2 separate regions of the Homo sapiens genome follow, and region 1 is linked to region 2. A link is an interaction called in ENCODE POLR2A ChIA-PET data of the cell type or tissue named here. Cell type or tissue: CD4-positive, alpha-beta T cell. All regions are shown on one strand. Each heading gives the region's core, and the rest is flanking DNA. Links, peaks and the distances in the headings are about the cores only. Region 1 overlaps ERN1 (endoplasmic reticulum to nucleus signaling 1). Region 2 overlaps ERN1 (endoplasmic reticulum to nucleus signaling 1).

The links. Peaks named below come from ENCODE experiments on the same cell type or tissue, not always from the same donor. Only the 100,000 strongest peaks of a DNase experiment are listed, where the experiment ranks them.
Region 1: POLR2A ChIA-PET joins it to region 2 with 10 read pairs; 16 of 35 experiments call an interaction of 5 or more read pairs at or near these places.

The regions. Positions count from the first base shown.
Region 1 is chr17:64,100,737-64,110,927 of GRCh38, reverse strand. The region is part of intron 1 of ERN1 (endoplasmic reticulum to nucleus signaling 1); the gene reads left to right. Among named protein-coding and RNA genes, the nearest start is that of ERN1, 24 kb to the left of the region's middle. RefSeq lists an enhancer at 6,804-6,853. In CD4-positive, alpha-beta T cell, for the core only: no CTCF peak of the experiment used is centred there; DNase peaks (open chromatin) are centred at 4,167 and 6,987; H3K27ac peaks cover 937 bases.
Region 2 is chr17:64,048,022-64,056,918 of GRCh38, reverse strand. ERN1 (endoplasmic reticulum to nucleus signaling 1) reads left to right here. Exons shown (of 22, transcript NM_001433.5): 13 at 971-1,244; 14 at 2,091-2,181; 15 at 2,480-2,669; 16 at 3,548-3,647; 17 at 3,940-4,139; 18 at 7,717-7,864. Among named protein-coding and RNA genes, the nearest start is that of ICAM2, 32 kb to the right of the region's middle. RefSeq lists enhancers at 267-386, 175-918, 919-1,662. In CD4-positive, alpha-beta T cell, for the core only: no CTCF peak of the experiment used is centred there; a DNase peak (open chromatin) is centred at 5,558; H3K27ac peaks cover 3,095 bases.

The sequences.
Region 1 (10,191 bases), core at 893-8,892, 54 kb before region 2:
CATGCTTTGCCCCTTTTTCTGAGTCCTGTTTTCGAGCCTCAACTCGGAAGGTTTGGTTGTGCCAGCACAGTCTTCCCAGCAGTTTCTTGTGCTTTCCAATCTCTATTCAAACGTGTGAGGCTGCATAAAGATCGCTTCTCAGAGAAGCCTAGATAATAGAAAACCTATGCTGAAATTACAGAAATCTGATGTAATATTGACATGAAAAAGTCAGTATCAGAATAGGCTTTCTTTTGTGTGAGCATCTTATTGCTACCAAGTGAAGCAGCCATAGCTTACTGTGTGGGGCCCATCAGTTTATGCTTGGTCATTAAAATGGGCCTTACAGTTCAAAGGAGTTGTCCTGTGCTGATCAGTAATGCGCGTTTCCTTGGCACTGACATTAAAAGAATGTTGGCTTCATCAAAGGAATTGGCAGTGGCTACATTATCATCGTCTTCATCAAAGGACATTTTTTAAAACCATTAGAACTGGGCTGTTCAGGAGATCTATTATATAACATGGTGACTATAGTTAATAACAACATATTATATACTTGAAAATGGCTAAGAGAGTAGATTTGAAATGTTCTCACCACAAAAAAATGATAAGTATGTAAGGTAATGGATATGTTAATTAGCTTGATGTAGCCATTCCACAATGTATACATACGTCAGAACATCATGTTGTACACCGTAAGTATATATAATTTTTATATGTCAGTGTAAAAAATAAAAACAAACTTTTTTTAAAAAGACTGGTTTGGGTAAGTGTGTATTGTAGGAATTTTTTTATGGTGGTTAAAGCTGAGACCTTTGACCTTTTGTTGTGTTATTCCCATTCCCACCCACTTAGATGTACAGTGAGATCTCAGGAATTTTCATGCTGAACATTTTTTAAAGACCCCTCCCTGTATAATTTGCAGTGCCATTTGGTATATTGGGTTTCTATAGAGACTCTAAAAATTACATTTTGGTCTCATCCAAAAGATCCAACCCTCATATCAAAGTGGAGTGCTGATCTTCATCTACCCCAGCAGGATTCAAAGGGGGAGCTTCAGGCCTGAAGTAATTTAGGCTTTGGCTCTCAGTGAACCGTGATTTAAAGTAGTGAAATTATAGTGTGGCATAGTGGGCAAAAGGGCTAGACGGGGAGGCGGAGACCTTGGTTCCAGTCCTGTGTCTATGGTTAACTGTCTGTGGTGCCCTGGGCAAGTCACTTCACCTCTCTGAGCCTTGATTTCTTTTCCTGTGAAATGAGAGGGTTGGGTAAGGTAATCTCTTCGGTCCTTTTCATCTCAAAAATTACACATCCCAGAAGCAGTAAACAGTCCCTACTGGTTGATCTGCATTGTGTGGAACCGCATGGACTTAAAGGATTATCCAGCTAATTGGAGAGAGGAAGGTGGTATGGTGGCCTGGGCCGGTAGAGAAGTGTGTGATCCTCAAATCAACTTCAAACAATGGGGGTCCTGGCTGGCAGAAGTCAGTCAAGCCAGATATCTCAACTCGGGGTGTATTTCATAGTACTTCTTTTCTAGCCTAAAGTTTGGCAACATCTGGCCAGTGTAGGTAGCAATTATGTCATAAATACAGTTGTTTGTAGGTAATTTTAATTTAACTAGAGTATTTTTCCACTTTCTACTTGACTCTCCTGTCTACTCCTCTACTGTCCCCTGCAAGAAATTCCTAACTAAATATGAAGAGCAAAATTGACAGTTTCAGATTAGTTGCTGTTACCAGGACTGAAAAACTTGGTATGTAATTAAATTTTTTTCCCTTGGGGTTTCTACGTGAGGACTTCTTTTTTTTTTCTATTTTTTTTGAGATGGAGTTTCCCTCTTGTCACCCAGGCTGGAGTGCAATGGTGCGATCTCAGCTCACTGCAACCTCTGCCTCCTGGGTTCAAGTGATTCTTCTGCCTCAGCCTCCCAAGTAATTGGGATTACAGGTGCCCGCCACCACGCCCAGCTAATTTTTTGTGTTTTTAGTAGAGACGGGGTTTCCCCATGTTGACCAGGCTGGTCGCGAACTCCTGACCTCAGGTGATCCACCTGCGTTGGCCTCCCAAAGTGCTGGGATTACAGGCATGAGCTACTGCACCCGGCCAGGACTTCTTAATAGTAGGTTTAACTGCATATGAGTAGACATACTCAAATGGATAAAATTTGACTTTTTGTAAGGCCAATGGTGCACATACAAATTTATAGTCTGTCAGGCCTGTATTAGTTTAGTTTGTTTAGGATGTTTCTCCATTAAAGTAAATTAGCCTGATACGTTTCTTGGTTGTTACTAGATATCAGTTGATGCTGTTTCCCTTTAGCAAAGACAACAAAATAGAGTAGTGACACCTGCATTCTAAAGCTCAGCCACTAAATGAGCATGTAACCTTGGGTTTCAGTTTTCCTAAAGTGTGGGATTTGGCTTAGCTCCCCAGGTATCCTGAGGGACCTTAGGGATTTGATACCACCCTAAGAAAAAGGGCTTGTTTTCCTAACCACGTCAGGGAAAACGATTTCATGTAGCACCATTCATGTCCAGATATGTTTCTTCTTCCAATGATGGCAATGTAAGTTGATGGCAGAGCAACCATGAACATAAACAGAACTGCAAATGGTTGAACTCAGACACTCAGCCCAGGCCCCAAAACCAGTTTGGGGGGAACTGTATTCACCTATTATGAAATTAGCATACCTTTGCATTCAGGAATACAGTGGATTTATGAGGTACTTTTTTTTTTTTTTAATCAGATCTATTAAAGGAGGACAGTAGCCTAAACTGAAGAAGAGTCCTAACTGTCTTGGGTGGTGGTTAATTACACCATACGGCAGACTTGCCACAAACACTGAAAGTTTAACTCTCTCAGCTGCTTAGTTTGGAAACCACACAGTGCTGTTCAGTTAGGCCTTGGCCTTTTCTGCATCCCAGCTAGACACTTGACTCCCATCCAAAGCAAATGTCATGGTTGCCTTTATTGACTTAATATCAGGAAACATAACAGCCGATAGACTGGTTAGAAGGAACTGTATGGTTGATGGATTATTGCTGACCTACACACAGGTAAACGAAGTATAACAGAATTTGGAATGATTTACTGGTGGACTGAAATCTTTAAAACAGTAAGACTTTTGTTTGTGTCTATGGCTGATGTTTTAATTCAGTTCTGAATGTTCTTCCACAGACAGGAGACTAAAAGTAGTGAAATATTTGTTACTCACTGTTCAGGTGGCTGTATAGAAATCTCCATATTTGGGTATAAGTACTTTGCTGCAGTATGTGTAAATGAGATGAGGGTCAGGGAACAGGGTTTGATTTGAATAAAAATCTGTTTTGTAGGCCAGCCGCTCAAGCCTGTAATCCCAGCACTTTGAGAGGTGAGGCGGGAAGATTGCTTGAGCCCAGGAGTTCAACACCAGCCTGGGCAACATAGTAGGACCCCATCTCTACAAAAAATGAAATAAAAAGCCAGGCATAGTGGTGCATGCTTGTAGTCGCAGCTACTCGGGAGGCTGAGGTGGGAGAATCGCTTGAGCCCAGGAGGTCGAGGCTGCAGTGAGCCATGATTTGTGCTGCTGTACTCCAGCCTGGGTGACAGAGCAAGACCCTGTCTCAAAGAAACAAAACAAAACAAATTTTTTTTGTATCTGTCTTAATTAAGTCTTTACTTAACATAACTTCAAAGATAGTCCTTTGTGAGCGGAGAGTTGAGCCCCTCCTGATCATTGTGAGGCTTTTACTCTGAGGGCTTGCTTTAATCATTGAGAGAGTTTTATGTCATGGACCTTTGCACTTACTGGGCACTGATTTCAGTGTTCTACTGCTTTGGTGAATTTTTGATGTCTTTTTGGCCATGATCGGACAGTCTCCTACTATGTGATGAAATGGTATTAGAAAGCGGTACTCTGCTGGCTGCCTTTATAAAGCAGAGAATCACAAATGCCCAGGCTTTGAGTTTATAGTCTGAGACAGATAATATTGCTGCAAGTAGAAGAATTGTAGACACAGATGTCCTTGTTTTGAATATCCTTTAGTGCCTTTCAAGGGTCTGTGTTATAGAATACCATTTTGAGGTACTTCTTCCTGTTGTTTTGATGTTACTGCACAGGTTGAGTGAGAGAGAGCTTGTGTGTGTGTATAAGAAACCCTGTAGGACTGGTGTCCTATGAGAGAAAGAGACAGCGAGCTTGTGTGTGTGTGTGTGTGTGTGTGTGTGTGTGTGTGTGTGTGTGTGTGTAAGAAACCCTGTAGGACTGGTGTCCTGTTATGGCATGCCAGAAAGTGTCTTACTGGTATTTCTTAAAATCAGCTGATCCATCCTGTGGCTTTCAGCCGGTTATAGCCAGCAGAATAATCCAGTCTATTTGCCATTACTCATTATTAACCCCTACTTTCTTATCCATCTAGACAGCACCCCTCACCACATCCACATGTGTGGTGGATCAGCCTTATCTTGCTTTTTTTGATAGGTGCTTTGGCATAGGCACATTCCCCTGTGTGGCATGCCCTTCCCACCTCCAAGCATGATTGCCAAGGTTAATAATTATAAGCTCTAATTCCTTAGCACATTCTAATCCACTTGAAATCATTATTCTACATTTAGCAACATGCACTTTTAATTGTTCTCAAGATTTCATATGTCCTAACTGGGCAGTAAAACAAAATATCTTGGAAATCTTTCTTATATAATCCTTCTCTCACTTGCATAACTTGTTTCAAGTCTTACCTTTAATACTGTAATATGTATTCAGTAGCCAACTAAAAGGAACCCTTAACGCCAATTTATTGCTTTACCTCTGTGCCAACCATCCAGTAGATTTGAGTCCTGGCAAGGAACCCTGCACTGCAAAAGGCAGCCTGGCTGTTGTTGGCAGGTTGCGGGTTCCAGGAACTGAGGTACACATGGTATTGTATGATATTCTATTGTCCTTGCTCAAATTATGTAAGTATTTTTAGTTTGGAGGAATGGTTTTCTTTCTTTTTTTTTTTTTTGAGTTGGAGTTTTGCTCTTGTCGCCTAGGCTGGACTGGAGTGCAACGGCACCATCTCGGCTCACTGCAACCTCCGCCTCCCAGGTTCAATCGATTCTCCTGCCTCAGCTTCCCAAGTAGCTGGGATTACACCATGCCTGGCTAATTTTTGTATTTTTAGTAGAGACAGGGTTTCACCACGTTGGCCAGGCTGGTCTCGAACTCCTGATCTCAGGTGATCTGCCCACCTTGGCCTCCCAAAATGCTGGGATTACAGGCGTGAGCCACTGTGCCCGGCTGTTTTCTTAACCTTAAATAAATAAAACTAAAGTTGGGATTATGCAATATAACAGTAATCCAATGAACACAGAGGACTATTAGCAAAACAAACAAAAACACACACACACAGAGAAAAAACCAGCCTCTGAACAAATTCTAGACATTGGTGTGATATTCCTAAAACAAATTTTTATTATTAGCCAGATGATTATATAAACTTCTGGTCTGTTGGAGTGGAGGTGTGATGGGAAGAAGATTCATAGAAAAGATTTTTATTTGAAGTCTTTTTTTTATTATTATTATTTTTAAGCTTATGCCTGTAATCTCAGCAACTCAGGAGGCTGAGGTGGAAGGATTGCATGAGGCCAGGAGTTCAAGACCAGACTGGTCAATGTAGTGAAACTCCCGACTCTACAAAAAATTTAAAAATTGGCCAGGCTGGTGTCACACACCTGTAGTCCCAGCTACTTGGAAGACTGAGGGGAGAGGATTGCTTGAGCCTCAAGGCTGCAGTGAGCTCTGATCGCTCAACTGCACTCCCACCTGGGTGACAAAGACCTCATCTCAGGAAAAAAGAAGAAAAAAGAGAGAGGGATGTACAGTTGGGTTGGACTTGATCCATTTACATGCCACCTGAGAAGTGTGTGACTCTCTTGTTCACAATCGTAGGTTTTCTGTGTGTGTGTGTGTGTACACGCCTTTTTTTTTGCAGGGATAAGATGCTCCAGTTTTGTAAATGGAGCAGAGATTATAAACCTCGTTAAGTATAGATCACTGGAAAACTGTGGGTATGGAACACGTGTGCATGACACTGTATCTTGCCATTGACTTAGAGGTGAAAAGTCTGTGCCATTTTAATGATCTTATTTCTGACCCTTTTTTTTTGAGATGGAGTCTCTCTCTGTCACCCAGGCTGGAGTGCAGTGGTGCGATCTTGGCTCACTGCAACCCCTTCCTCCTGGATTCAAGCGATTCTCCTGACTCAGTCTCCTGGGTGGCTGGGATTACAGGTGTGCACCACCACGCCTGGCTAATTTTTGTATTTTTAGTAGAGACAGGGTTTCACTATGTTGACCAGGCTGTTCTCGAACTCCTGACCTCAGGTGATCCACCTGCCTGGGCCTCCCAAAGTGCTGGGATTACAGGCATTAGCCACCACACCTGGCCCTGACCCTTGTTATCAGGTAGTCAACCTGGGAATCAGTTCTTGAAATGTATGTCTGAAATTGACAAGCTGCATTTTTTTTTTTGGCAAAAGCAACATTTCTGAAACCCCTGATAAGGAACATTCAGCTTTCACACGTTCTGAATCTCAGAGGAGCTTGCAGGGTCTTCCCTGCTGTACTTACCATTGCAGGGGGCAACAAGGCAGTGGTAAGTGGAAACAAACCAAAACTTCAGTGATAAGGCTGCTGAAATCAAGCCCTGTGTTTTTTGTTTGTTTATTTGTTTGTTTTATTTTGAGACAGAGTCTGGCTCTGTTGCTCAGGTTAGAGTGCAGTAGCACTGTCTTGGCTCACTGCAACCTTTGCTTCCCAGGCTCAAGCAATCCTCCCTCCTTGGCTTCCTGAGTAGCTGGGACTACATACATAAACCACAACACCTGGCAAATTAATTTTTTTTTTTTTGTCAAGATGGGGTCTCCCTATATTGCACAGGCTGGCCTGAAACTCCTGGGTTCAAGCAATCCTCCTGCCTGGGCCTCCCAAAGTATTGGAATTACAGGCGTGAGTCACCATGCCCAGGAAGCTGTGGTTTTTTTGCTGGTTGTTCTCTAGCCACTGATGAGCTTGCCTCCCTGCCTGACCAGTCAGTCCCAAATGCAAGTTTAGAAACTGGTGGTTTTTTGTTAGAGGCCATTTCATTTGTTTTTGTGCTGTTTGAACACCTGTCTGCCCCTGTGTCCATAATTCTCTTTACTGAAAACTTTTTCTAAATGAAGTTATTTCAGAAGGCATTTAAGAAAATATTTTTTTCTTACCTGAAATATATATAAGTAGTTAATTAATGGAAGAGCCCTAACAATTAGCTGAATTCACAATATTAGGGAATGATTAAATTGTTGGTGATGTACCTTTCAATCATCTCTGCATAAGCAGTTGATAGCCACTTCTGTATCTTTGTAGTAAATGCAGAGTGAATGGTGGATTTTATGAATGGGGAAGCTGCTGGATTTTGTGTAACATTGCTTTTTTTTTTTTTTTTTTGAGATGGAGTCTTACTCTGTTGCCCAGCCTGGAGTGCAGTGGCGTGATCTCGGCTCACTGCAGCCTCCGCCTCCTGGGTTCAAGCGATTCTCCTGCCTCAGCCTCCCAAGTAGCTGGGATTACAGGTGACTGCCACCACATCCAGCTAATTTTTGTGTTTTTAGTAGAGACAGGGTTTCACCATGTTGGCCAGGCTGGTCTTGAATTCCTGACCTCAAGTGATCCGCCCACCTCGGCCTCCCAAAGGTGCTGGGATTACAGGTGTGAGTCACCACGTCCAGCCGTAACATTGCTTTATGATCAGAACATTGAACATCAGGATCCAGTGCTGGTCTTGTGTTGGCTTTCATAGGAGGGAGACTTGCTGCAGTCCAGCTGAGTAGGGCTGCAGTGAGGACCCTTATACTGCTGAAGCCCACTGAGTGACACATGCTGGACAGAGTCTGATGTCTGTGGGGACCAATTAGCTAATGGATGTTTAGTTTTAGGCTAGACTAGATGCCTGCCACTACCCTTCCCACCCTCCACAGTTACTGTTGGTTACTTCCTACAAGTCACCATCAAAGCCAGGAGTATATATTCCACTTTTTTTTTTTAACCTCCCAACTACTAGTTTTAAAACTGAATCAAATTTCAAATGGTTGTTAACTTGAAACAGATCTGCAGACTCGACATTTTCTTTCCATTTTCAGGCTCTCTGGAAACCAGTGTGTGTGCCGTAGGGTATGTTGCTTGTAGAGAAAAGTGAGCACTGAGGACTGAAATGGCTGGGCAAAGACAAGGCACAAGTTCATCTTTGTGAAGCAGCGTTTTTCAGTGTTCAGGTACAAATAGTTCTCAGCTGTGCTCAGTATCACACAAGGCATCTGGAAACATGTTTAATTCATGTTAGCTATAGCAACTACATTTGAACTCAGGCATGTTCATGCTTTTAAAAATGCCAGAGGGGAAAAAGCCAGAAAATTTGTCATTTTTGTTTGCCTTATGAGAGAATAACACTGTTCCGAGTGGCTCCCAGGAGTTTCGATTTGGTACAGTTGAGAGCCTTGAGAAGAACCTGCCAGTTGTAATAGTTTGTGGCATTTCTGTAGACATTGTGATTGACAGAATTCTCAGTTGCCAAATTCAGCTTCTCTCTAAACTTTGTATTTTTGAGATTTTTCCAAGACTAAATTAGTCATGTGATTAGTGTTGTTGTTGTTTTTGTTTTTGAGACAGAGTCTTGCTCTGTTGCCTAGGCTGGAGTGCAATGGTATGATCTTAGCTCACTGCAACCTCTGCCTCCCGGGTTCAAGCAATTCTCCTGCTTCAGCCTCCCAAGTAGCTGGGATTGCAGGTGTCTGCCACCAGGCCTGGCTGATTTTTTAGTATTTTTTTTTAGTACAGACGGGGTTTCACCATGTTGACTAGGCTGGTCTCAAACTTCTGACCTCAGGTGATCCACCCACCTCGGCCTCCCAAAGTGCTGAGATTACAGGCATGAGCCACCGGTCCCGGCCATGATTAGTGTTTTATTTTGATCCATAAACCAATTGTAGAATGTTGCTCTTCCAGTGGCTTCCAAGATGCTCAGACAAGGCAGGTGGCTTTTGTTTCCACTAGTGCTTCCACTAGTAGCAAAGGAGCACTGATATGTTTTGGTGAATATTAACCCTTTTTAATATTAATACTGTGATAAGATATACTTGGGGGCACTTAGTTCATTATGGTTGTACTGTAGGCTTTAATAACAGCAAACTCTTCTTATTCTTGGATGCATACATTCTTATTGGGAGACCCCTGTGTTTCTAAACTCTGGTCCCTTGTTTGGTGGAGATTAATGATCAAAGGTGGTTGACTTGCCTACTATCCTGAGGTGGAAAGTGCTTCATGTGGAACTTAGGCACTTGCTGAAGCTCCTTCGAATTCAAGCTTCTCTCCTACCTGCTAGCTTGTCCATCTCCTTTCTACTTTGTGAAAACTTCTACTTTGTGAAAAATTTGCTAATCTACAGATTAGCAAATCATATTATTGGAAGTTTAAAAAATGAGAAAAGAAGAAATATTGCTATAATTTTGCAGTATTGTTTTCCCTTTCTTTTTTTTTTGGAGACAGAGCCTCGCTCTATCCCCCAGGCTGGCGTACAGTGGCGTGATCTCAGCTCACTGCAACCTCCACCTCCTGGGTTCAAGTGATTTCTTCTGCCTCAGCGTCTCTAGTAGCTGGGATTACAGGCACCCACCACCACGCCCGGCTAATTTTTGTATTTTTAGTAGAGACGAGGTTTCGCCATGTTGGCCAGGCTGGTCTCGAACATCTGACCTCAAGTGATCTGCCTGCCTCGGCCTCCCAAAGTGCTGGGATTACATGTAGTCATGAGTCACCACGCCTGGCCCTTTTTTTCCCTTTTTCTATCTGCATTTTTCCTCATTGGGTGTGTGGTGGGGACTGTTTGGGCTGCAAGTGACAGAAACCTAATTCTAACAGGCTTAAGCAAAGAGGGGAATTTATTGTAAGGACTGGAGGGTCTCTGAGCCCAAGGGCAAGAACTTAGCTGGGCCTGAGGAGCTGTGGAAGCCAGGGTGGGCTCTCCCAGTCCTTTCAGTCATGTTTCTTCTCAGGCTGCTTTCTGTTTCTGTGTCTTTCTCATTCAGCTTTTTCCATGTGGCAGAAAACACATTCACAGAGCTCTCTGAAGTTTTATTTCCATTTTATTTATTTATTTATTTATTTATTGAGACAGAGTCTCACTCTGTCACCCAGGCTAGAGTGCAGTGGTGT
Region 2 (8,897 bases), core at 898-8,897:
CAGGAATGGGAATGACAGACTCTTTATGGCACTCCCCACTGGCACGTCTGCACCTGATAGTTTCACTTTTCACCTCACTCAGTCCTATGAGGTCATTATTATTGATCCCTTGTCCACAAAAGAAGGAAGTAGACCCTGAGAAGCTAAGTAACTTTCCCCACGGGTACCCAGCTAGTAGACGGCATTTCTAGGACTCCACCCCATGGTGGAGAGAAGAAGAGACGACTCCCTGGTGGGTTGGTGGCTCACAGAAGTCCCTTCAGTCCACCTCCTGCACATGGGTAGGGATGATCACAGATCGCTGCTACTTCAGATAATGACAGAATGAATCCTTCAGAGTATTTGAGAGGCATGTGGCCTCGGGGAAGGCAGTGGGATGAAAGGCGGAAGCAGGACCTCAGCCAGGCTCACCATGTGTCAGCCCCACTGCCACCTCCTGGCTATGTGTATGCAGATGTACTCTGCATACCTAGAATACTAGAGCTTCCTCACCTGCCCCTCTGGATTACTGAGTGTCTGTGCGCTAGCCTCTAGCCAACACACAGACACGGTGGGTGGCGAACCTGGGGCTTGCTCTCACCCACCACTGGCTCAGCCATGCTACCTGTGCTTCCTGTTTGGTTTCACCTTTGCAACAACTCTCAGACTTTCATGAAAATCACAGAATTTTAGAACTGAATGAAACTGGCACAGCCCTCAACCTAGGGCACAGTCCCTCCCCTGGTGGCCATCCAGCCCCTCCTAGGGTTGGGGAGTGGGCTGTATGAGCAAGGATCTAACTAGTCGGTGGAAAGACGTCCAGTCATCGAAGCAATTCTGCTTCCAGGTGCCTTCTCACTGGTCTCTTTGTGCCCTGTTGGGTCACATAAAGTACACATGCTCCCTCCGCCACTGGGACCTGTCCCTTCCCAGCTGCTTGTTTCCCTGTGGGAACAGCTGCCCTTGTCTGGATGTGGGTTTCTCTTCCCAGAGCATGCATCAGCAGCAGCAGCTCCAGCACCAGCAGTTCCAGAAGGAACTGGAGAAGATCCAGCTCCTGCAGCAGCAGCAGCAGCAGCTGCCCTTCCACCCACCTGGAGACACGGCTCAGGACGGCGAGCTCCTGGACACGTCTGGCCCGTACTCAGAGAGCTCGGGCACCAGCAGCCCCAGCACGTCCCCCAGGGCCTCCAACCACTCGCTCTGCTCCGGCAGCTCTGCCTCCAAGGCTGGCAGCAGCCCCTCCCTGGAACAAGACGATGGAGGTAAAGCCAGTTGCCATCTTGGTGCTATTTTATGTTTTATTCGAGCACCTCCTGAGAAGTCCAAGGAGTCTCCATAAGATTGTAAACTACCATTCTCAGGGGTTCACTGTGTTCTCCTCTAACTTCCACTCTGGGGGTCTCTGTGGGAAGGCTTCTGCCCCATCCCTTGGCATCTCCCCTTCAGAGGGCCTTCTGGGAACCACCCTGGCCATCCTCCTGTCTTTCTCCACAAGGGCTGGGCGTCGCGGCTGACCAGAGGTGAGCTGCCCATTGGGCTGAAGAGAGTTCCCAGGGCCAGCCGGTGGCCAAGTGTGGAAGTGTCACAGTTGGTCTGCTTTCCTCTGTGGAAGTTGGCTCAAGCCAGTTGTCAGAGCCCCAATTCTGAGGGAACTGGCACAGAGCTGGTGCAGGGAACTCAGAGCCCTCTGTCCCAAGGAGTCTCCTCGTTTTACATGTCCATTGCCGCCACCTGAATGCTTCAGTGCGGATCTTTACAGTGGACTTTGTGGTGGTTGTTAACTATTAAACCATTCTAACTATATCACAATGAATATGTATAAGTGTGTGAAACGCTATGGAGAATCCCTGCCTTCCAGAAGGTTTTAAGATATGCAATCGCACAATAAGGTAAAGGCGGAGACAGAATGCAGGGGCAGGGGGAAGAGGCAGTCCTGGGTGTACATGGGGAGTGGGCCTGGCAGGCTCTTGCTGAGCAGCAGTCTGGGGTGCAGTGCCTCTTAAATCCCATCTTTTAATCTGAGGTCAGGAAGCTTGTCACTATGTTAACCTCAAGGTTCTTTAGGTGATATCTGTTTGAAACAATCTCTTTTTCCTATTTTGTCCCAGATGAGGAAACCAGCGTGGTGATAGTTGGGAAAATTTCCTTCTGTCCCAAGGATGTCCTGGGCCATGGAGCTGAGGGCACAATTGTGTACCGGTGAGTGGATTAGCCAGCCCCCTGCCCTCACCGCCTGGTGTCTAAGTGCCTGTCAGGTTGCGAGCCTGGTGCCAGGCTCAGAGCACAGCAGGGTCAAAGCAGTGACCTAGACGCATGGAGTCCGGCCTCCAGGGAGCTTGCACACTGAGACAAGCGATGATTCCGGGGCCACCAGGCAGTCAGGCGGGGCTCTCTAGGCTGGGAGGCAGTAGGTGAATGCTGTGGACCCAGGTTCTCACCTCATTTACACAGCCTGACTCGTGCTTCCCAGACACAACTCCCACTCCTCATCCCGCAGGGGCATGTTTGACAACCGCGACGTGGCCGTGAAGAGGATCCTCCCCGAGTGTTTTAGCTTCGCAGACCGTGAGGTCCAGCTGTTGCGAGAATCGGATGAGCACCCGAACGTGATCCGCTACTTCTGCACGGAGAAGGACCGGCAATTCCAGTACATTGCCATCGAGCTGTGTGCAGCCACCCTGCAAGAGGTGGATTTATTTTTTTTATTTTGTTAACTTTATTAAAGTCATAGCACTTTGGGAGGCCAAAGTGAGCAGATCACGTGAGCTCAGGAGTTTGAGACCAGCCTGGACAACATGGTGAAACCCCATCTCTACAAAGAAACCAAAAATTAGCCAGGCCTAGCGATGTGTTCCTGTAGCCCCAGCTACTTGGGAGGCTGAGGTGGGAAGATTGCTTGAGCCTGGGAGATCAAGGCTGCAGTAAGCAGTGATTGTGCCACTGCACTCCAGCCTGGACAACAGAGTGAGACCCCGTCAAATTAAAAAAAAGTTACAGTGAATTGTACTAATTTTAAATGTAATAGCTTGATGAATTTTGACAAATGTCTATACCCATTTAACCACATACACAGTCAAAATGTGGAGCATTTTTATCCCTCTGGTTGTAACAGGGTGGTCCCCCCAGCATGCCTGGGCAGTCTGCTTGCAGTTGGCATGTCTCTCCCTCTTTGCCTCCAGGAAACCTGGACAGTTGTTCTTTCCCTCTTCAGTCATGGCTGGTGTGGGCTTGGAGGATGCCAGTTGGTAACTCCAGGCTTTAAGATCATCCAGCAAGCTCCTTTTGCTCATTTTCCAGGCTCACTTTGAAACCATATCAGTATCATTTGGATTCCTTTGTAGGTTTACTTATATGAGGCAATGAACTTGAGTTTCTTGCCTTCTTATCTTTCTCATTGTAAATTAGTAGATTTGGAGGTTTGCTCCTTGCTGGAAAACATGGATTTAGACAGAATGTTGTCAGTAAAACTTGCCATTTCTTTCTTAAAATGGTATCAAAGAAAGTGAGCCGAGGGGCCAAGTCCTGAGGACTGTGTGCCGTGACCTTGCTGTCATGTCTTTTGCAGTATGTGGAGCAGAAGGACTTTGCGCATCTCGGCCTGGAGCCCATCACCTTGCTGCAGCAGACCACCTCGGGCCTGGCCCACCTCCACTCCCTCAACATCGGTGAGAGGCTGCACTTTACCAGGCCAGCGGCCCGGGTGGGGAGAATCAGTGGCCCAGGTGGGGCTAACCAGTAGCTCGGGTGGGCCTTGCTTCTGTTCAAGCTCTTGGCTATATCACCAGTAGCAAAGATGAGTGGTGTAAGAATTTGAGGAGGAATCCGACATAGTTGAAAATCAGAACATTTGGAGGTGGCGGCAGGCATATTGGGAGTCTGACGAGGACACATTCCCCATTGGAGGAGGCCTGGGGTTGCTCCTGGTAAGCATTGGACTAATCTGGAGTTCTCTGTTAGTTCACAGAGACCTAAAGCCACACAACATCCTCATATCCATGCCCAATGCACACGGCAAGATCAAGGCCATGATCTCCGACTTTGGCCTCTGCAAGAAGCTGGCAGTGGGCAGACACAGTTTCAGCCGCCGATCTGGGGTGCCTGGCACAGAAGGCTGGATCGCTCCAGAGATGCTGAGCGAAGACTGTAAGGAGAACCCTGTGAGTAATAGGCTATGGCCCTTTGAAAACTACAGAACCAGCCCATTGTATCTTCAGGAGTAGAACCTTTAAATTCCAGGTTTGGGGGCTGGTGCCCGTGTAGCTGGAGAATGGCATTCCTTTCACCAAGAGCTTCTGTGTGAACATTCTGTGTCATCTCATGTTCAGCTGATTAAAGGGGCAAATGTGGGCAATTATCTATTTTTTTTCCCTATTCTTCCAATCACTTGTTTTTTTTTTTTGTTTGGTTGGTTGGCTGTTTTTTTGTTTTTTTTGTGTGACAGAGTCTTACTGTCACCCAGGCTGGAGTGTAGTGGCATGATCTCAGCTCACTGCAATCTCCACCTCCCAGGTTCAAGCGATTCTCCTGCTTCAGCCTCCTGAGTAGCTAGGATTACAGGTACCTGCCACCACACCCAGCTAAATCAATCACTTTTTAACCCCTTTTTAATTTTGGTAAACTGGGAAGTCAGGGCTTGCTTAGCGTGAGCAAACTTCAAGTTTTCATTATTTTTAAAATTTTGTTTTTGTTTTCTCAACTTATTTTGATAATTTTTAGACATAGAGAAAATTAAAAGAAAAAAATTTTTTAGAAGTGCGATCTCGCTATTTTGCCCAGGCTGGTCTTGAACTCCTGGGCTCAGGCTTAGCCTCCCAAAGTGCTGGGATTGCAGACATGAGCCACAGCATCTGGCTGAAAGAATGTTAACATGAATACCTGTGTATCTCCACCTAGATTCAACATTTGTTAATACTTTTGCCACATTTGCTTTATCTTTACCTATTACTGAACCATTTGAATATAAGTAGCAGGCATCCTGGCCCTTCATCCCTGAAGACCTCAGCACGTGTCTCCTAAGGAATACATTGTGTTTCCAACCACAATACCATTATCCCACCTCAACAGTTAATACTGTTTCTATCCATCATCTCATATTCAATCCATATTCAAATTTCCCCAATTAGTCCCCAAATGTCTTTTATAGAGTTGGTATTTTGCTACCTACTGGGTTTTGATACCTACTGGGTTTTATATACCAGGATGGAATCAGGTGTCTTGCGTTACATTTGATTCTGTCTCTTGGAATTTACAAATCTTTCCACCTATATTTTGTTCCATGTTGAAGTTCCATTTTGAAGAGTCCAGGCAGTGGGTTATAGGATGCCCCATTCTGGTTTGTTTGCTTTTTTCCTCATGACAGCGTTGAACATTTCTCTGTATTCCTTGTATTTCCTGGAAACCAGAAGTTAGGTGGAGAGGCTTGATTAGGTTCAAGTTAAATGTTTTTGGCACGAATGTTTTTGGCAGGTCTCTACATCAGAAAGCATGTGATGGCAGATTGTATCTGTAAGATTATTATCACCTCCTCTTAGTGATGCTACAGCTGATCTCTCTACCATAAGGGTTCATTTCCTCCTCTCTTGTTAGTATTTGGGGTGATACTTCAGCACAATGTGAATATCCTGTTTACTGACAGTCACTCACCCAGTGGTTTAGCATGTGTTGATCACCCTTGCCTGAAGTACTCAGTTGAGTAGAAATTCTTCTACATTGTTAGCTGACATTTTTCTGTAAAGCAGAGCTTTCTTTTCACTTTCTTCTCTCTCTCTTTTTTTTTTTTCTTAATCGCTATGGGCTCAAGGATTTTGAAACTAATGTTATAATCCATTTTAGTCCTTTTTTTGTTATTTACTTCTTTTGATACACAAATTGTTCCAAATTTGGCCAACCTGGAAACCCCTTCAAGCTGGCTTCTGCATCCATTTGCTGGGAGCGCACTCACACTTGAGCACCTTATTCTAGCACAAGTCGCCGAGGCTCACCTTGGACACTCCCCGATGGAGACCTGGGTGGGTCAGTCATCTTGAGTGGATTAGATATGGCTGCCTCTTATCCAGCTCACTGGGGACCAGCAGCTGGTCAGATCATCAAAGAAGTCAGTTACAGCGAAGAATCATAAAAACACGCACGCACGCCGTAACACTTAATTTTAACTTAAAGCAAGTAATATTAGCCCTTAAGTCATAGAAATCTTGTGCTGTAGGCTAAGGTCTTTTCAGATTTGGGTCTGACTGACTGGAGTCCTCATTTTCCCCCTTGCATTAAGCACACTTCTGTACCACTTCTGTGACTTCTGCATGGAGGCTTGGACACTTCAAACACTTCCTAAGCGATTTGAGAGCAGAAGCCTGGTTTTTAACGCTTCATGACCCAGTCCCTTACGGTTGAATCCACCACACCAAATGCCGCAGCAGCTCTTGTAACCATTCCCTTTCCTTTATCGAGTCTTTCTAAAGATTCAGCTTACCTCAGACTTCGTGGCACTCATGTTTAACAGCTTATGGAATATCCAAATTACAAGGACAAGTGGCAATAATAAGTTTGGGAAAGAACATAATTGGGGCCAGGCAGGTAGGAAAGATGCCTCTTCACCTTAGTGTTGTCTGTGCTGGGGACAGCAGGCTGCAGAGAGTGTGGGGGGCGTGAAAGACCCAGAGAGCTCTGGGAGTCAGGGGCGAGCTCCAGCTGTGGTGGCCATGTTCCTCCTGTCCCGAATCCAGCACCTTCCTAAGGGAAAATCCAGTGAGGTAGAATAAAGCATGGTAGGTTTGGAGATTGGAAGACCTGAGTCCCATCCTGGTTTATCACATCCAGCAGTGACCCTGAGCTTGTCATGCAACCTTTCTGTCCACGTTCTCATCTGGGGATGAAAGCATTTGCTCTGCTCGCCTCACAAGGTTGTTGTGAGGCTGAATGAGAGTGCTGTGTTGTTCAAGGTGTGTCTCCTCCAGCATGGGAGGTGATGAGCCCCTGCTTCCTCACACTAGACCCTCACTTCACCTGGTGGAGAATCTCAGAGGCAGGGCCTACTAACAGGGACCCAAGCTGTGCTCAGGAACCACCTTGGTATTACACCCCAGGTAGCATGAGCTAAAAAACACAAACGTACATTTCCCTCGAAGGAAGCTATTCTGTAGACACAGAATGGTTTCATGGGATAAGTGAGAGGCTTTCTCGGATTAACATCAAACATGACCTCCTTGGTAACTTGTCAGATAGTTTCTTTCTAGGGCTGTTTTTGAATCATAAGCTGTTTTATTCACTTATTAGCAATTTTGATACCTACTGTGTGCAGGCACCATTCTGGGCCCTGGGGGTACAGCAGGGAAGCAACGACACAGAGACCCTGTCTGTGAGCACTTTCGTGTTGGGGGTAAGGAATATATAACAGCCAGGAGGGCTTTTGATGGGCCAAGCACTGTCGTAAGCAACCATTTTTGCATATTAATGCATCTCTTTTGACAACAGCCCCATGCTGTCAGTGTCCTCATCTCACATGAGAGGGAACCAGGGGCTTCCAGGTGGCTCCAAGCCCAGGTTCTCCACTGGGACCTCTGACACCCATGCAGTGCTGCAGGTTAGCCCTCGCTGCTCTGTGCAGCTCACATATGTCAGCTGATTCTCCCAGGACACCTTCTAGGTGGCAGAAGCAGCAGCAATGCTCCTCCCTCCCTGACTGTGAGTGAGGATGAAAACTCTGCTCCCAGACCTCTCACGCCTCATGTCTCTTTTCAGACCTACACGGTGGACATCTTTTCTGCAGGCTGCGTCTTTTACTACGTAATCTCTGAGGGCAGCCACCCTTTTGGCAAGTCCCTGCAGCGGCAGGCCAACATCCTCCTGGGTGCCTGCAGCCTTGACTGCTTGCACCCAGAGAAGCACGGTGAGCGGTCCAGGGGTTGGGGTTGGGAGCAGCTCCTCAGCTGCCTCAGGTGGCCCTGCAGAGCTGGGCTGGTGCCACCTTTGCACTCACAGAGGCCGTGGTGCCCCAGCTGCTCACCCCGCAGGCCTCAGGACCTCCAGACTTGTGCCAAATCTGGTAGAGGGTTGGTAGGGTTATCTCTGGGGCGCCACCTTCTAAAGCTGAGATGCTCCAAGGTTCCTCCAGGTCACCAACTACTTGTGTGACCTAGGCAAAGCCCCCTTTGGAGACCTTCTTTTTCTACCTGGTGACATGAGGGTTGAATAATCAGAGGTCCCTTCCTGCACTGGCATTTGGGAAGACAAATTGTCTTCTCTCTTGGGATGGCGAGTGGTCAGTAGGTGCAGTCTGTGCTGGGCTGGGGACAGACAAGCTTTATCCTCACCCTCCTGGTCTCCTGGTATGGGTGCAACAAGTCTTTCTTCCAGACTTCAGGTTTTCCTGGGTGGTAATTGGCCCATGACACTCCAGTGCTGCCTTTTGAAAAAATTACAACTAAATTATTGTTTTGTTTATGCTTAATTTTTCTTATTATAGAAAACACAGATTAGCATAAAGGCCCATATATTCCCATTATACAGGGATGAATGATGGCTATTGATACCTTTGCATATACGTTATTCCAGTCATTTATCTAGACGTGATTGCATATTTTATAAAAATACAGTTAAATCCTGCATACTGTTTTGCAGCATGCACGTTTTTCAGCGTCACCTTGAATCTCTCTCCACGTCAATCCATATTTAGTCACAGCCGCACTTTAACAGCTCATGGCCCAGCGTAGGGAGGCACCGTAGTGTATCCACTTGGGCCTCTGATACTGGATGTTTACAGTCACTTCCTTCACAAACCATGCAGTGAGGACTCACCTCTTTGGCTGAGGTTTTGTGTCTGTTCCTAATTATTTTATTGGAATAAATTCCTGTAAATAGAATCATAAATGAGAGGGTGTGCAGCTTTTTAAAGTTTTTGGTATTTCACTGTGGCTTTGGAC